Linked DNA regions of Homo sapiens: region 1 is linked to region 2. The links are chromatin loops, found by intact Hi-C in ENCODE. Cell type or tissue: psoas muscle. All regions are shown on one strand. Links, peaks and the distances in the headings refer to the core of each region. The heading gives the core; the rest is flanking DNA.

Region 1 (8,759 bases), core at 1-8,000, 1.3 Mb before region 2:
GAGATATTGACCCTGCACAGAGCTGGGGGAGGGCACAGTGCTGGCAGCTGGAGGAAGAGGAGGAGGAGGAATTTGTGTGCCACTGCAAACAATACACAGTGCCAACAAAAACACCATCCCTTTTCCCAAGAAGTTCAAAGCACTTTGCAAACATTAACTTATGAGCCCACATAGTCACGAAGCAATTATTACTTTATTACACCCTTAAGATAACCACTGCAAGCAAAGTGGCTAGAAAAAAAAGAATGCATTCATTGTTTCATTATTCCTCAGCTATTTATTGAATGCCTACTATGTGCTGGGCACTGGAGGTGGAGGAGCTCCTATGGGCTCTCACACTACTCCATGCTCTTTTGCCAACCCAGTTAGGGGCCCTAAGCACTTGGCTACACTAGCTATTATGTTTATTTACACTTTATTTTTGCCCAAATTGTTTAATGGAATGTGCAATGTGCTCCATTCTTCAGAATGCCTATAATGTGCTAAGTGCTAAGCGAACACACAAAAGAAAAACTTTTAAAGTTACCTATAAATCTCATTACCACTTTAGGAACTGGGGAATAGCAATTCAAAGTGCTGTCTTTTAAGGTGCCATAAACAAGCTTTAGTGTGTGCAATCTTTGTCTCTTTCGAGTTTGTGGAATTGCTATAGTGAATAAGGGGAGTTAAGATCAGTAATATGGTGCCAAATAGTTTATATAAATAATCTGTATTTTTTAAATCATTAATTAGATGAGCAAGCATGTTTGGTGATGCAGACAGCCTTTATCCACGGGTCTTTTTATGATCTCTCTTTTATTTGATGTGACAAAATGGCAGGTCAGATATAGAAAGGGGTTGATGCCGTTTCTAAATTATTCTTTAGGCATCGGACTCCAGATATTTTAGAGTAGATGGTTGTCTAAGACTAACTGGATGAAAGAGGCTGGTGGCTGCTTTTAAAAAATGCATGGCTTTTTGATGAATTGAAAGGGACTCAAGCTGTTGTCTTTTAAAGATGCAAGCTAAGGATTCTAGTCTGTTGAGGTGTTACCCACACAACAGGTGGGTTAAACTGCTAGGCAGGAGACAGTCCAATGAGCACAACCATGGAGTATTTAAGAGGGAGATTTTATTATTTGCAACAAGGAAGGAGGACATCTGGGATAGTTTCCCAAAGCAGTGCCTCCAGGAACAACAGTAAAAGCAGGACTTGTACTAGGCTGGTTAGCTGAGTCATTGTATGTGGAAGTGGCATAAAGGCAGTGCAGTCGCCTGCTGATCATGCTTCTACATACATTGCATGTACAGAAAATGGCAAATAAACTTCTCCCTGAGCAAGGTTTCTTACTATGGTTAATGAGGAGAGTTGGCCAAAGTTCCTCTCCAACTCAGGCATCTCTGGATCCAGCCAGTTTTAGTTTTTCCAGGGCTGAGCTTCTTCCCAGAGATTTTTGAAATAAGAACTCAAGATACAACAGACACAAGTGGGGATTTCCTCACAGTGCATACCCAAAAACCTGGAACCCTGGGTTACACAGGGAATCACTAACCCACCCTAGTTTGGACTGAACATAGAGGCTGTTGTGGTTCTCACTCAGAAATTTACATATATTTTTAAAGTTGTAGAGAACTATAATGCCACTTAAAACCCAACATTCCTCCCTAAAAAATACTTCTCTGATGAACCAGAATATGATGGAGGTATAATATTGATCCAACATTCAAATGTATTGGTTAACACACATACCCCATGAAATTCAAGCTCCACATCTTAGCAGTTAAGTAGCACCTTCCTTTGGCCCCAAAGTACCTTTCCAGCCTCAGCCTCATCTTCATCCTCCTTATCACTCTGGCCACAGCATAGGTTTTCATAACAGTATGTGATGCTTACCTGGTACCCTCTGTCTTGAAGCCTGCCCCCACCCAGCTTCAATAGACAGACAGACAGACAGACACAGACACACACACACACACGCACACCCACCTTTTCTACTTAAAAAACTTCATTCTTCAAGAGCACATGATATCTTCTTAGCCAATTTCTTCCCAAAATATATCATGTATAGAGATCATATCTTATTCCTTCTTATCTTCAGCAATTAGTATAAATCTTTGTTGAACGTGGATTTCCTAAAACACATCAATATAGCATTTACTGAGGCTGGCAAGGTGATCAATTACTTGGGTTTACTCTTCAGCTGGTTGCACAAATTGGATTTTAAAAAATCTTTTTATTAAGCAGAGCTGTTAATGAAGAGAATAAAATCAATTAAATAAATTATTAAGTTGAAAACAGATCTATTATTTTTATTAGAGAGGTGCTACATTAATAATACCATTATTACTCAGCTTCTCACACCTTAGATGGCAAAAAACTTCAGAGCCTGGGCCATGTTCTATCTACTCCAAATATAATAGCACTGAAGGGAAAACTATATACCTGTGGAACTTCTACAGGAGGATGAGAAACAGCTAAACATCAACAGCAATGACAATGCCAGCTGAAACTGCTTATTTCTGATTTCAACTTACATAGGAAGAGAACAGAATAAAGGGATAGGGAAGGATCAAAAAGAGAAAAGAAGGAGAGGAAACCAAGGCAATGGCTGCTGGAAAACATTATCCTTAGAATTAGGTTCTGCCATTTTTCTCTTTATGAAAGTGAGAAATAGAGACATTTCTCTTGATTGCACAGAACAGAATGACCAGCAATTGGAGATAAATACTACTTAGTAAAAAGTTGTCCCATCTTCAAAGGCTCTTGCAAAAATTAGGGGCTGCTGATCTCTTTCAGTATTTTAGGAAGAGTCCTGTCATTATCTAGATTTGAAACATTGATGTCTGTTTTTCAGTTTTACTCAAAATAAACAGGGAAATCAATAATTTAACCTGTGAATAGCATGTATGTTTAAAACCACATACTTTTAGTGGGCATAGTAAAGTGCTCCTGTAAATATTCTTAGTTCACTTGATCCTCACAGCAACCCTTCAAGATGAGTATGGCATCTTTTTACAGATAAAGAGACCGAGTCTCAGAGAGATTCAGTATCTTGCAGAATTAATATATAAACCCCAACAGTCTAACTGCACTCTTGTTATTCTTTCATCAAATTACAACACTATGTGAACACTTTAAGAATTATTATAGATGCAACTTTTATTCTTTACAGAACAAAATGCTGGCACTTTATATTATGCACCCAAATTTACTGAACAGGAGGTCTGTATATGATATAAAACGATTTTTTTTCCTTGACACCTGGAAATTACCTGAGAATCCCGATGTCATTTAAGGAATGCATTCCCAAGTTAATTAAACCTCATCAACACACAAGCAAATATTTATTTTCAGTTCTAAAAGCTTTCAGCCTTAATTCTTTAGCAGGCAATGCAAATTCATGTTTCCCGCCAAATCCAGCAGAGGGCAGGATACTCCCACCAACAGTCAGCAGCTGGCTAGTGCCTCTAGCCAAGCCAGTGCAGTTGCCTGGTGCAGTGTTCCTGCACTGGAGCAATCATCATCTTCTCACCTGGATCCGAAATACAGTGCAGGCTTGTGCTGAAAATAGGGAATGTGGGATGTACCCTTGGAAATGTCCAGAAAAGTTTTGCCTTAGAGGCTGCTCACATTTTGTTTGAGCTAAAGATACCTGGAAACTAGCCAGTTCCCATTACCTTCCTGGAATATCTTGCTGAGGATGCTACACTATGGAATTAATTTAAGATATACCATGATAGTTTCTGTTTCTGGCTTTAGGCCATCTTAGGTCATAGCCGAGCTACTCCACTATTGGGCTCCATGCCTCACTCCCACACCTTCTATCTCCCTGTGTCCCTAACAACTCTTAAGAGCTACCCATTGCATGGCTTCCTCTGTCTGTCATCCCTGCATAACCCTCACTAATCAAGAACAATGACCTCCTGCCCACTAATTCAACTTCTCCCCAAGCCTGACTTACGGGCCACCTCCTCCAGGAAGTTGCTGGAGGTCCTTGAACCAGTGGTCATCATCAAGAAACATTTGCCAATGTCAAAGTCAAATGAAATATAAAGAAGAATCTTTAAACTCACTGTTCCATTTGGGAATCACAGAATTGCAATATGAGTTATACACACACACAGAGGTGGTCTTCAGTATGTCTGAAGAACAAAGAGAAGGTTGGAAGTTTTACTGGAAAGAGAAATGTTATGTTATCTTGAAAGAAAACTCATTGGCACTAGCAAAGTTTTGGGGGACTGGCAAGCTCTGATTGGTGAGTGATGGTGGTAGGTAAAATTAATCTTAAGAGTGTCAGCAGGTTGTTTCAGCAACTGGGCATGTGGACAATTCTTGGGGTAGGTGTTATGTGCCCCCAGTCATTTTCTCCCTTACCCCTTGAATCTTATTTAGTTCAGTATGACAATAATAAATCAATGTGTGTAATTAACTTTCACAGTAAGCGAACTATTGGGTGAAGGTTTTGTACTAGAACTTGGGTCTAAAAAGATATATCCCATTCCTTCCAGTCCAGATAGTAGCATGGTAAATGTAACATGGAAAACAGCAAGGATAAATGCCACAGTTCACAGGAGAGAACAGTGCTTCTGAAGGTGGCAGAATAATTGTAGCAAACTTCTAGATTTTTCAAACTATGGACTAGAAGTTTGTGATTAGGACCTCAAAGGCTCCCAGGGTGAGGTGGCATTAGGGGAAGGGATGGGTAGTTGGACAGGCTTTGTACCACCCCCAAAACCACTTCCCTACCCTCACTTCCCCCCACCTCCAACCAGATGAAAACAATGCCATTTTAACCTGTATTATTTATGTACACCTCTGGATACTACATAAAGACTTCCTTTAAAGAAAGCGGATCTGCAAGTAAGCAAACAATCCACCCACAATAATCATAACAACAACAAAACAAATTTAAAAAAAAAACAGCTTAAAAATCACTGGTCTAAAATTCAAAGGCCTTTCTTCACTGTTGAGGAAGCCATTCCTGGAGAGGAGGAAAGACCAAACTAAGCTGTAGGCTGATCAGTGAGGGAACTGGAATTTGAATTCCATCTAGCCTCTAAAGCCTAACACTTTTGACTAAACGATGAGGCTTATATTGAGCCTGAAAGATAAGGAGTCATTAAATAAAGGGATGAACCCCTTAGTCATTCTTAGGTAAAAAGAGTCACCCAACCAGCAAAGCCTCCCAGAGCAGAGGTGAGGGGAAAAGTTGCTTGCATGAACTTAACCAGCCACAGATTAAGGTTATGTTTTAAACCACGTTTATTGGCAAGGCATTGAGCGCTTGGACAGAGTGACAAACCAGATAGATGTGACAACTCTCTGTGTTCATGGAGCTTACATTCTAGTAAAAGATATGGACATGTCATTATCATTTGAGAAAAGTTACACTGGAGAAGTACAATGTTCTACAAGGGAGTTATTAAATTCTATGCTCAGCACCACCTCCCAGATTATTCTTTCAGCCATGTCTAATTAATTATTCAAACAACTAGTTGTCCCAATTGCATAAAGTCCAGCCTGGCTCTCTTTAGGCCTTTCTCCACCCTCAATGCAGAATGTCATCCAGGATCTCAAGTTGCATTTATTTGTCATGTCTACTCAGTCTTCTGCAATCTGGGACAGTTTCTTAGTCTTTTCTTTTTCATGACCTTGACACTTTTGAAGAGTATGGTCAGCTGTTTAATAGAATATTCTTCAATCTGTTTGTCTAATATTTCCTTATGATTAAATAAAACTCATGTATTTTTGGCAAGAATACCCCAGAAATGATACCATACTCTTCTCAGTGCATCATATAGAGAGTCCATGTTGTCAAAGTGTCACATTTTGATGATGTTAACTTTGATCGCTTAGTTAAGTTAGTCTGCCAAGTTTCTCCACAATAAAGATAATATTTCCCCTTGTAATTAGCTAGTGAAGATAGTCTGAAACTGTGTAAATATCTTGTTTCTAATTATATTTTTGCACACTAGTTTTAACACCAATTGAATTGTCCTTAAAACAATTATTACTGTGCCATTAACCAAATGGCAACTTTATATTTCCACCACTTCTTCTATATTTACTCTTTGGAATTCTACTGTAAGGAAGACACCTCCTTTCTCCCTCATTTATTTATTTATTTGATTATTTGTTTTCATCAGTATGAATTAGTAGATATTTATTTTATTCAATGGATTATAATTCATTTATTTTTTGGCCCATATTGTCCCAGTTTTAGCCTTCAAGAGCTCCTTTAGGTTGGCTTCCAGTCCTTTCAATATGCTCCCATCATTTTTGAGCATTCACATTCTGGCATCACAAGATGATTCAAGGCTAAACGCAGTGTCTCAGGCCTGTAATGCCAGCACTTTGGGAGGCCAAGGGGGAAGAATCACTTGAGCCCAGGAGTTCGAGACCAGCCTGGGCAAAAAAGTGAGACCCAATCTCTTAAAAAAAAAAATTAGCTGGGTGTACTTGTAGTCCTAGCTACTCGGGCTACTTGGGAGACTGAGGCAGGAGAATCGCTTGAGGCCAAGAGGTCGAGGTTACAGTAAGCAGTGATGGCACCACTGCACTCCAGCCTAGGCAACAGAGTGAGATGCTCTCAAAAATAAATAGATAGGTAGATAGATAGATAGATAGATAGATAGATAGTTAGATAGATAGATAGATAGATGGATGGATGATAGATATATAGGTTCAGGCATATCTTTTACTTTCTGCATCCCAGCCTTCAGATTAGCCATTTAACTGAAAAATGGTACTTAGAATTCAAGTTCTGAGTACTAGGATACTCATTGCTGCTGGGGTGTCATTGCTTCTAGTCCTAAGTGAACAGAGCTAAGAAATATATGTATATACAGTTGGTGCTCTATATCTGCAGATTCCAGCCTCAGATCAAAAATAATTCAAAGAAGATAAAAATTAATATAGTACAATTATTTCATAGCATTTATACTATATTAAGCATTGTAATATCTAGAGATGATTTAAAGTATACAAGATGTGCATAGGTTATGTGCAAATACTATGCCATTTTATAAAAGGGACTTGAGCATCTGTGGGGTGCCCTGGAACCAGTTCCCTGTGGATACCTAGGGACAAGCGTATATACACAAAAATATATGCACATCTATAAGTATTTCTGTAACTATCTCCTCTCTCTTTCTCTCTTTCTCACTCTCTCTCTTTCTCTCTCTCTCTCTGTGAGTGTGTGTGTGTGTGTGTGTGTGTATTCAGAACCAGTATATACAGAAACAGTAGTTCAAACTGATATATGTGAATCTAATCCATAGGGGTCATTCTCACCTTCCCCATTTCCTCATCTGTAACTCTTTTGTCTGATAGGGAGAAACTGGCTCTCATTATTCACAATTTGTTTACTTATTTGTTCAATCTTAGAATACATATAGTTTTAGAATTACTGACACATTTTCCTGAGAAGGAAAATGAAAAATGAATTTCCTGAGAAGGGTACAATATTTTTGTGCAGTTTTTTTTTATCTTTGCCCTTATAGAATATATTTAAAAGGCTGTTTTTCAGTATTACTTAGATTCATTCTTTTTTATCCCATTTATTATGGTTGTGGTATTAATTTTGCGTTACATGCATTGGTTACTGTTTGTGTTCTATTTTGGTTTCCCACACATCCTGGTTAATATAAATTAGTTTTTTAAATATGTGAAACACTACTTGGTTCAAGAAGTTAGAAACATCCCAGAAGATGTACTTGCAGAAGTATCCCACTTCATTCCTTCTAACCATTCCCATTCCCCTATTCTTTCCACCCCATTCCCACTGATCTCTGTAAATAACCAATCACAGTAGTTTCTACTTTTACCCTCCTATATTTCTTTTTGTGCAGATGAGAAAATATACGTATATTTTCTTATATCTCTTTCTTTCTCATCTAATGGTACCATACTATAGATATATGTGCACTTTACTTTTTTCACTTAAAAGCATATCCTAGGCCAGGCGCAGTGGCTTACACCTGTAATCCCAGCACTTTGGGAGGCCGAGGCGGGCAGATCACGAGGTCACGAGATCAAGACCATCCTGGCCAACATGGCGAAACCCCATCTCTACTAAAAATACAAAAATTAGCTGGGCGTGGCGGTGCGCACCTGTAGTCCCAGCTACTCGGGAGGCTGAGGCAGGAGAATTGCTTGAACACAGGAGGCGGAGGTTGCAGTGAGCCGAGATCGCACCACTGCACTCCAGCCTGGGCGACAGAGCGAGATCCGTCTTAAAAAAAAAAATTTATTCTGGATACCAGTATAATATCAGTCCAGAGATTCTTCACTCATTTTTACAACACCATAATACTCTCTATGGTGTGGATGTGCCATAGTTTATTCAACCATTCCCCCTAAGTATGGACATTCTGGTGTTTTTCCATAACTTGCATTTACAAACAGTGCTTCAGTGAATAACAGTGTGCACATGTATTTAGTTGTATTGCTGGAGCTGTGCTTTCAGAATAACTTCCTAGAAATAGGATTAATGGGTCAAAAGGTAAATGCATGTATACTTTTGTTAGTTATTGCTAAATTTTTCTAGGGGCTTTTAATAGCTGTTAATGTCCAAGCTGCACCCCAGAGATTCCAATATAATTGGCCAAAGGCTGGGCGTTAGTATTATTTTTTAAATTTGTACCCCTTTGTTGAGATGTAATTTACATACTATAAATTCACTCTAAGCGTAAGATTCAATAACGTTAAAGTTAATTTATACAGCTGTGCAAGCATTACCAGTATTGTTCTTTTCAAAACTCTCCATGTGATTCTAATG
Region 2 (8,810 bases), core at 227-8,226:
GATCCTTCTGTTTTCTAGATGACATAAGAGAGTCATGATTGAACAGCACCACAATGCCACCTTTTTTGCCCTAAAGAAAACAATAAAATGGAGCACTTCTGGATATAATAAGCATTCCTTCCACTCTTGGGGAAGGAAAAGGGGGTAGAGTTTGGGCAGAGCAATGGAGGACTCCTTGGGTAGCTGGCAAATTTCTGTCTTCCAACACAGATATTCGTTACAAGAATTTTGGCCTTATTTAGAATCCACTTGTTTTATGCCATATTCTGTATCTGTGTTTTATTTAACACAAAAGGTTAAAAGGAGGGGAGAGATCACATCTTCCCACTGGAAATGTCTCTTAGTCATGTTCCTTTGTAGATAGCAAAGGGATTTTTTTCTACCATCCATCCCCATCAGCAAGGAAGCAATGCTAGCTCCCAAAAATGGAAAGATCCCATTTCTGCAGGTGGAGACGTGACAATAAGACAATATCAATTGCTCACATTTCCCTGAGTACCTACTCCAGCTAGTTACAATTGAAGAAGCAGTGTGTGTGTGTGTGTGTGTGTGTGTGTGTGTGTGTGTGTGTTCTAATCTTTTAGCAACCCCTTGAGACAGGTACTTTCATCATCCTCATTTTACAGATGGAGAGACTGAGGCACAGAGTGGTAGATCAACTTGCAGTTAGTGAGTTCTGAGGTCAGAATTGAAATACAGGCAGTCTGGGTTTTGCTTCCAATCCATTTGACTGGGAGGGTGGGAGGGGACCTGCTAGAGTGGCCAACTGTCTCAGTGTGCCCAGGACTTTGGGGTTTCCTGGGACATGGGACTTTCACTGTGAAAACTGGGCAAGTCCCAGGTAAACTGTAACAGTTGATCACCCTAGATGGGCTCCTCTCTGCATGTCTCAGATGCAGGGACAATCTCCCCTAAAACAAAACTCAGGTGACAGCTGGGTCATTACGATGCATCTGTGAGCCACAAATCCCCATCAGTGTGCACACCAAGAAACAAAGAGGTCTGGTGGCTCAGAGCCCTCCCTGGGATTGAGTCAACTTCCTAATACAGAAAGCTGAATTCATCTTGACACTTAGAAAAAAAATCAATAGTAGCATAGGATTGGTTTGAATGAGAACAAAATTTACATTTCTTTATATTGGGCCATAAATCCTCCTTGGACTTCCCATCAGTCTAGACCATGTTTAATTCTGTCAGTCACTCTGAGACAGTACGGAGGTCTTAGAGACAAGGATTTGTGCACACTGCTATAATCCCTTGCTGTGGAACAGGGCTCAGGGCATCCACAAATGTCACACGCACCTCTGCAGCTGACTCGGAGCTGTTAACAGTGTTCAGCTCATTGTTGGTGGGGATATGATTCAGCAGAGGACACACAACTTGCCACCGGCATCCCTTTCCTCTGGTGTATAATGAATAGGAGAGGCATACATGTAATTGCAGAGTCACAGAGGTGGAAGGGACACAGGGGGAGGTGTGTAGCCAGGGCTCTGTGGGGAGGTGTTTGATTCTGCAGTTGGTAGCAGGGGGATAGGGGAGCAAGGACATAAAAAATGACAACTGTCTGACTAAATTTCATTCACATTCCTCACTATATCTCCTTCTATGTTCATTCAACAAATATTCATTAAGCACCTGCTCAGTGTTGATTCTAGGTGATCTGTGGTGCTCCTTGGCTTATATTAGGGATGCACCACTCCAATCTCTGCCTCCAGCTTCACACAGCGTTCTCCCTGTCTCTCTCTCTTTACATGGCCATCTTCTTATAAGAGCACTGGTCTCAGCCAGGCACAGTGGCTCATGCCTACGATCCTAGCAGTTTGGGAGGGCAAGGCAGGAGGATTGCTTGAGCCCAGGATTTTGAGACCAGCCTGTGCAATATAGTGAGACCCCATCTCTACAAAATACTTAAAAAATCAGCCAGGCATGGTGGTGTATGCCTGTAGTCCCAGCTACTTGGGAGACTGATGTGGGAAGATCGTCTGAGCCCAGGAAGTTGAGGCTGCAGTGAGCTGTGATTGTGCCACTGCACTCCAGCCTGGGCAAGAGTGAGAGCCTGTCAAAAAAAAAAAAAAAAGGACTAGTTGCATTGGATTAGGGCCCCCCTATTCCAGTGTGACCTCATCTTAAATTCCATCTGCTAAATTCAAAATTCCTATTTCCAAATAAGACTACATTCTGAAGAACTGAGGTTTAGGGTTTCAACATATCTCTTTGAGGGGGACACAATTCAACCCTGAATTGTGACCCTGGGTGACAGTGACCCTGGGTGAGTGCTTTAGTTCCCTCCTCCACAGAATGGGGATAACTAGTACCAACCTCTGAGGATCAATGAGCTAATAAATACATAAAACTCTCAAAGCCGTGCATTGAATGTAGTAAGTGCCATTTAGGAATTTGCCATTATTTTATTTTTATATGCCGGTTATGAACCACTGTGTTCGTTTCACACCCCACATTTTAAAGACCATTGCTCACATAATGTGATTCCAACATGGTTTCCGAGGCCTTCATGACTGGCCTCTGCTGACCCCTTAGCCTCCTCTATCCCAGTATCCCCTCCCACACGTAACTCATTTTCAGTTACCTGAATATGTCATAATCACTCTTGTTCCCAGGGTTTCATTCAGTCTCTTATTCTACTTCTATACCCGATCATCTGGAAAATGCCTAGCTTATCCTTCAGGTCTCAGGCAAACAGCACCCCCTCCAGAAAGTCTTTCTTCACCACCAGTTATGAGCTACTGCCCTTTAGTTCTCTATGCATAGTACTTAGACGCTAGAATGTAAATACCAGTTTGCTTGTCCATAACCTTCCGTACTGTAAGCTTTCCAGGATGGCATCTGACTTATTAACTACTATATGCCCAACACCAAATACAGGGCCTGGAAAACAGTCTTGGTTGCCTACCCAACAGACATTTTTTCCCTTTTTCTTTACGTAATTGATTTCTTTTCTAGTACCAACAACTCCAGAAGACCAAGAGAGATCTAAGGTTGATTCATGATTGGTCTGTTCCAATCATGGAAACCTATTCACCCTCCCAGAGGCTGACTTAGGGATGCGCAATGTGACCCACTCTGGTCAGTGAGACATGAGGGGAGATATGCTGGGATGATTTCTGAGAAACAGTTTCAGGAACATTTTAAAGAGTTTCAGGAGAGGAAACAACCCATCCCTGTTTTTAGGTGAGTGGGAGGCGGCTGTTGTACAGCCATGATGAAAGGCACAAGGACAAATATTCACCTGCTGAGGATGGCAGAGCCAAAGTATGGAATGAACCCAAGTCCTTGATGATTTTGCTAAGACGTTGAATCAACCAGCCCTGGAACTGCCCTGCTGCTTGACTTCTTGTGATGAGATAATACCTTTTCACTATATTACCTATATAATAATATTGTGATTGTATCTCACTATAGAGATAATACTGTTTTCCTTGTTGTTTATTTAAGTAACGTGTTCTGTCACTTGCAGCTGAACATAACCTGACAGACACTTAGGAAATATTGTTGACTGCATAGGTGTTCAGATGTTAAACGTGCTAGAGACAGAAAAGAGAGATGAGAACTAGAAGGCCAGCCATCTCCCAGGGGTCAGGCACAGGAGGCCTGTTTCATGTGCATCGTAGAATTCAACTTTCCCAGAAAGCTTGTGACCATACAAAGTTTACCCATTTTAGAGATGAGGAAACTGAAGCTCAGGAAAGTTTATCAACCTATCCAAGGTCACGGAGTTAGTAAGTGCAGCAGCTGAGCAATATTTAGTTACTATTTTATGAAGACTTAGTTCAGCATTTTAATTCAGACTTTTCATTCATAATACAAGATTTTAAAATTTCTTTTTTTTCCCATTTCCACTTCCCATGGATTTTCACCTACTAGTTTAAAGTTAAGCATTCTAATTTTGATGTTATCCTGGTCACTCCTAATGTTTGACCGTACTCATGTTTATTTTCCCACGTTAATTTATCAGTGCCATCACTCTCTCTTTCCCTCCAGAGTATCTGAGCCCAAGGGACACTCCCGTGTGATTTGGTCTCCCTAACCGCTCCCCTACCTCCCTTCAAGTTAATGTTGGAGCTTCTCCAGGGCTGACTTGGGAGAGGAGCCGGCAGACCGGGCCAGTGCACCCTCTTGGCAGGAAGCCTGCGTGTGGGAAATAAATCCCAGGTTTGTCTACTTCCAAAACACATTCTTTTCACTACACCATGAGGCCTGAATAGACGCATGTGGCCTACAAGTATATTCTCTTTAGCCATCTGAGAAAGAACAAAACTCATTTGAGCAGCTTTCTGCAGCCCTTTTCTCCTCCCCTTGGTGGGAATGAGTGACGGGAACAGAGAATACAGTCCTTCCTCTACCCGCCAGAATGTCTGCTTGCAGCCAGCATTTCACAGATGAATGCTGAAGAAAATGTCTTAGCTGCATCCAGGGAATTTCAAGTGCTTTCCTCCTGTTTCTGAGGGAAAACAAACAAACAAACAAACAAACAAAAACTGTCTTTTTCTGCAGCAAAGCCCCAGGAATTGGCGGTGTAAAGGGCTTGTGAGCTGGGAATCATGTGCCCTCTAGTGGTCATCTCTAGGAAGTCCCAACCAGATGGTCATTTCCACAGAAAACAGCAGGAGGAACCGCTACAGAGTATGGGAGACAAGAAGAGAATGCCTCCTAACACCTACATAATAAGCTGTAATGGTGGAAAGCCATTTGCTTTTGAATTTTATTGAAAATGCCAAATACAGGTCGTGAATATTGAAATGGACGTCTGAGCGGTGCACAAATCCTCGCAGGTCTTACTGAAGCTTCCCAGGATTAGCTTCCCAGCACAGAGCTCCTAAGGCTTGATTGGGTTTGCAAAGCAAGGATGCTGAGCTGGAGAAAATCAACTAGCCAGAAGTCATCTTGGGAAGGGAAAGTTATTTCTGATGGGAAAATATTTGATAAGAAGCTGATGCCTGTGTGGACAGAATGGTCTAGGGTTTGTTTTTGTTTGGTTGGTTTTTTTGTTTTGTTTTGTTTCTTTTTTGTTTTTGAAATGGAGTCTCGCTCTGTTGCCCAGGCTGGAGTGCAGTGGTGCAATCTCGGTTCACTGCAACCTCCACTTCCCAGGTTCAAGCCATTCTCCTGCCTCAGCCTCCCGAATAGCTGGGATTACAGGCGCCTGCCACCAGGCCCGACTAATTTTTGTATTTTTAGTAGAGAGGTGATCCACCCGCCTCAGCCTCCCAAAGTGCTGGGATTATAGGTGTGAGCCACTGTGCCTGGCCTGTTCTATTTTATTATTATTGTTATTCATCTCTTATTGTGCCTAGTTTATACATTAAACTTTATCGTAGGTACATATATATAGCAAAAGACATAATATATATATGGTTCAGGCATCCACTGGGGGTCTTGGAATGTATCACCCACAGATAAAGGGAAACTATTGTAACTTCAGTTGAGAAAAGCTCATAGTCAAATGCTTCTCTCTGACTTAACGTACTGCCCATCTATTGGTACTAGAAAAGTCAATGTTATAACAGCCCTAAAACTGCCAACACATGTGAAAAATATTTAGCTTTTTGTCTAACGATGGGACCCAACTGACCAAATAAAACCCAAATAAAGGACCTGTAACTGCTCATATCTTTCATGTGTGCCTGCAAGCAAATTTTATATTCCTTCCCACTGAGATTTCTTTCTTTCAAAATATTCCAGGTATGTGGCTTCAAAGCATGTGGCATCTGACATGTGGACACATTGAGAGTAGGATGAGATTGTATTTACCTTTGCCTTGCTGGAGCTTAGCACCTTTGTGGTGTCTTTTGATAAATGGGAAGTGACAAATGTTCTCACGTGGGCAGCAGGAAGGATTCATATGCTCCTCCAATTTTACAGCAACAGACAACAAATGAAAAGGAAGGGCTTAGTCATGCAGGGGCACACTCTCACCTCATCACTAGATGACAGTGCAGCACCCCAGACTCACAGCTTGCCCATAAGTCTTGCATTTAGTGCATGAGGATTCCATTCAGATGCCACCGAATGCCATTTCCATGATCTGGACTGACTTTTCTTTTTTCAGGCACAATAAAGTAAAGACAATTTGGAGTCATTTGCCTTGTTTCTTCAATAAAAGAAAGACTTGGATTTACACAGCCTCTTTTCTCCAAAGAGCTCAGCATGCTTGCCCATCTGGTGTCTCATTTGCCTTCGTTTCATCGCTTTAAAGTCAATAAAGTGTGTTATGCTAGTGTCAGGGCCAGGGAAGGTGAGAGAGTGTGTAGGCTTATTCCTGCTCGCCAAGAGGGGGCGCCCCTGTGCCCTCCTAGTAACACATTCCTAGACACCCATTGCCCACCTACGAGGTGGCCAGTCCACATTCTGCAGGCACCAGAGGCTCTCTGCCCACAAGCAATGCCAGTCTGCAACTGCCAAGTCTAACACAAAGAGACACGTGAACAGAGAATCACAATATAGCATGATAAGAGGTAGGCTGCAGGGATGGGTTAGGTTTGGGTGTGGAGAGAGTCAGAGTTGGGCACAAGAGGAAGTTACTGAAGGGTTTAAAAAGTAAAGTTTCAGTACAAATTGTAGTAAATGAAGTAATTGGAAAAACAGTGTTAACCCCTTTTTAATTAGTTAAATTAATTAAATCAGACTTTCTGCTCACCAAAATGTATCCTATGTGTTTTCTAAGCTTGATTGACAAGTTTGGCTGAAAGGACCAAACTACTTTTTGCTTAATAATTACAAAATAGGTAGAAAAAATGCACCCCCTCCAAAAAAGTAAAGCTTCAATAACAAGGCTGTGGAGGAGTAGCAACCCTCATACATTGCCAGTGTGAGTGAAAAATGACTCAGATGCTATGGAAAGCAGTTTGACGTTTCCTCAAAAAGTTAAACACAGAATTACCGCATGACCCAGCATGCATACCCAAAATAATTGAAAACCGGTGCTCAGACAAATCCTTGTACACAAACATTCATAGCGACATTATTCACAAGAGTCAAAAGGTAGAAACAGCTGAAATGTCCGTCAACGAATGAAGACGTAAACAAATTGTGGCTACACACATACAATGGAATAATATGCAGCCGTAAAAAGAACTGAAGTACTGATACACGCTATAACTTGCATGAACCTGTAGACTGTTATGCTAAGTGGGAGATGCTAGACTCAAAAGGTCACGTATTGTATAACCCCGTGTATATGAATTATCCAGGTTATGCAAATCCATAGAGACAGAATGTGGATTGGTGGTTGCCAGGGGCTGGGGAAAGTGTTGAATGGTGGGGGGTGACTGCTTAATGAGTGTGGGGTTCTGTTTTGGGATGATGGGATTGTTTTGGAACTAAACAGAGATGGCGGTTGCATAACACTGTGAATGTACTAATTGCCATGGCATTGTTCAGTCTAGAGTGGTTAATTTTGTTACGTGAATTTCACCTCAGTAACTTTTTTTTTAAGTAGAGCTTCACTCAAGAGGTACGTGGAAGCAGGACAGCAGGATCTTGACAGATGGCCCTGGGGGGGCGGCGCATTTGAGTCAGAGACAGCATCATGAGTAAGAGGAACCCAGCCTGACGTGGGCAACTCAGGCTACCGCAAGTAATCCCGTGGGCTGGATGCGGGGATACATGACTGACTTGGGGTCGGAGAGGGCTCTACCAAGGGGTAGAGAATTAGATGGCACATAGTTCACAAATTTATCTTCATTATGTCTGTGTGTCCTGTGAAAGTCAATTTCAAATTCTTGGATAACTGGCCGAGTAGGGAGAGGAGTTGCCCACCAGGGGGCTACCCTAGAACCCCACAGAGCAGACCAGGTGCCACCTGAGGCCAGGATCAAGATTTTTCTCTGACACTCTCCACTCTAGGACCATCACTCCTTGAGAAACGAAGAATCAAAGCCCCGGCCTTCTCCACAGGGCAGGGTGCAGTCATCTGTGCTGGGGAACCTTCTCAGCCCTTTAAGGTACACTCCGGGCACAGGTTCTCCACCTTTACTATTATCACACATTCTCAAAATGAAAGAAAGGCTATTATAAGATAAAACTTTCAAACCAACTTGAAAAATAACTGAACAAATGGCTGGGCATGGTGGCTCATACCTGAAATCCCAGCACTTTGGGAGGCTGAGGTGGGCAGATTACCTGAGGTTGGGAGTTTGAGAGAAGCCTGGCCAAAATGGCGAAACCCCACCTCTATTAAAATTACAAAAATTAGCTGGGTGTGGTGGTGGGTGCCTGTAATCCTAGCTACCTGGGAGACTGAGACAGGAGAATCGCTTGAACCTGAAATGTGGAGGTTGCAGTGAGCCAAGATCACACCACTGCACTCCAGCCTGAGTAATAGAGTGAGACTCCATCTCAAAACAAAACAAAACAAAAAACTACTAATCACCAAATTAAAGACACTGTTTGTCTTAATATTCAAAGAAGACCTACTCAGAGAACAGTACCCAGAGAATCTTAAGAAAGTCAACCACACTCGTTCTGGATCCTCAGAGCGTGGGGCCCTCAGCTCCGGCTGGTTCCTGCTGCCTCAAAGCTCTAGACCTGCCTCTAGCTCACTTTAGCACTGCTGGCCAGGTAGGTGGTGCTGATGTAGCAGTACACAGATTCAACTTTAAGCTTGGTTATGGACTACATTGTGTTTCTCCAGTGTGACTGTATTTGGAAGTAGAGCCTTTAAGGTGATAATTAAGGTTAAATGAGGTCACAAGGATGGGGCCACAATCCGAAAGGACTGGTGTCCTTATAAGAAAGGGAAGAGATATCAGAGAGCCCTCTTTTTTTCCTTGAATGTACAGAAGAAAGAACAT

Evidence for each region. Hi-C counts contacts between places; a loop is a spot of excess contacts. Peaks named below come from ENCODE experiments on the same cell type or tissue, not always from the same donor. Only the 100,000 strongest peaks of a DNase experiment are listed, where the experiment ranks them.
Region 1: it touches region 2 in a loop (7-fold over the local background); 24 of 110 quality-filtered maps call a loop at or near these places.

What each region holds. Positions count from the first base shown.
Region 1 is chr2:157,488,982-157,497,740 of GRCh38, forward strand. No RefSeq gene overlaps it. Among named protein-coding and RNA genes, the nearest start is that of CYTIP, 49 kb to the left of the region's middle. In psoas muscle, for the core only: a CTCF peak has its summit at 3,407 (motif pointing right); a DNase peak (open chromatin) is centred at 3,420.
Region 2 is chr2:158,749,636-158,758,445 of GRCh38, forward strand. No RefSeq gene overlaps it. Among named protein-coding and RNA genes, the nearest start is that of PKP4-AS1, 19 kb to the left of the region's middle. In psoas muscle, for the core only: a CTCF peak has its summit at 4,572 (motif pointing left); no DNase peak of the experiment used is centred there; H3K4me3 peaks cover 713 bases.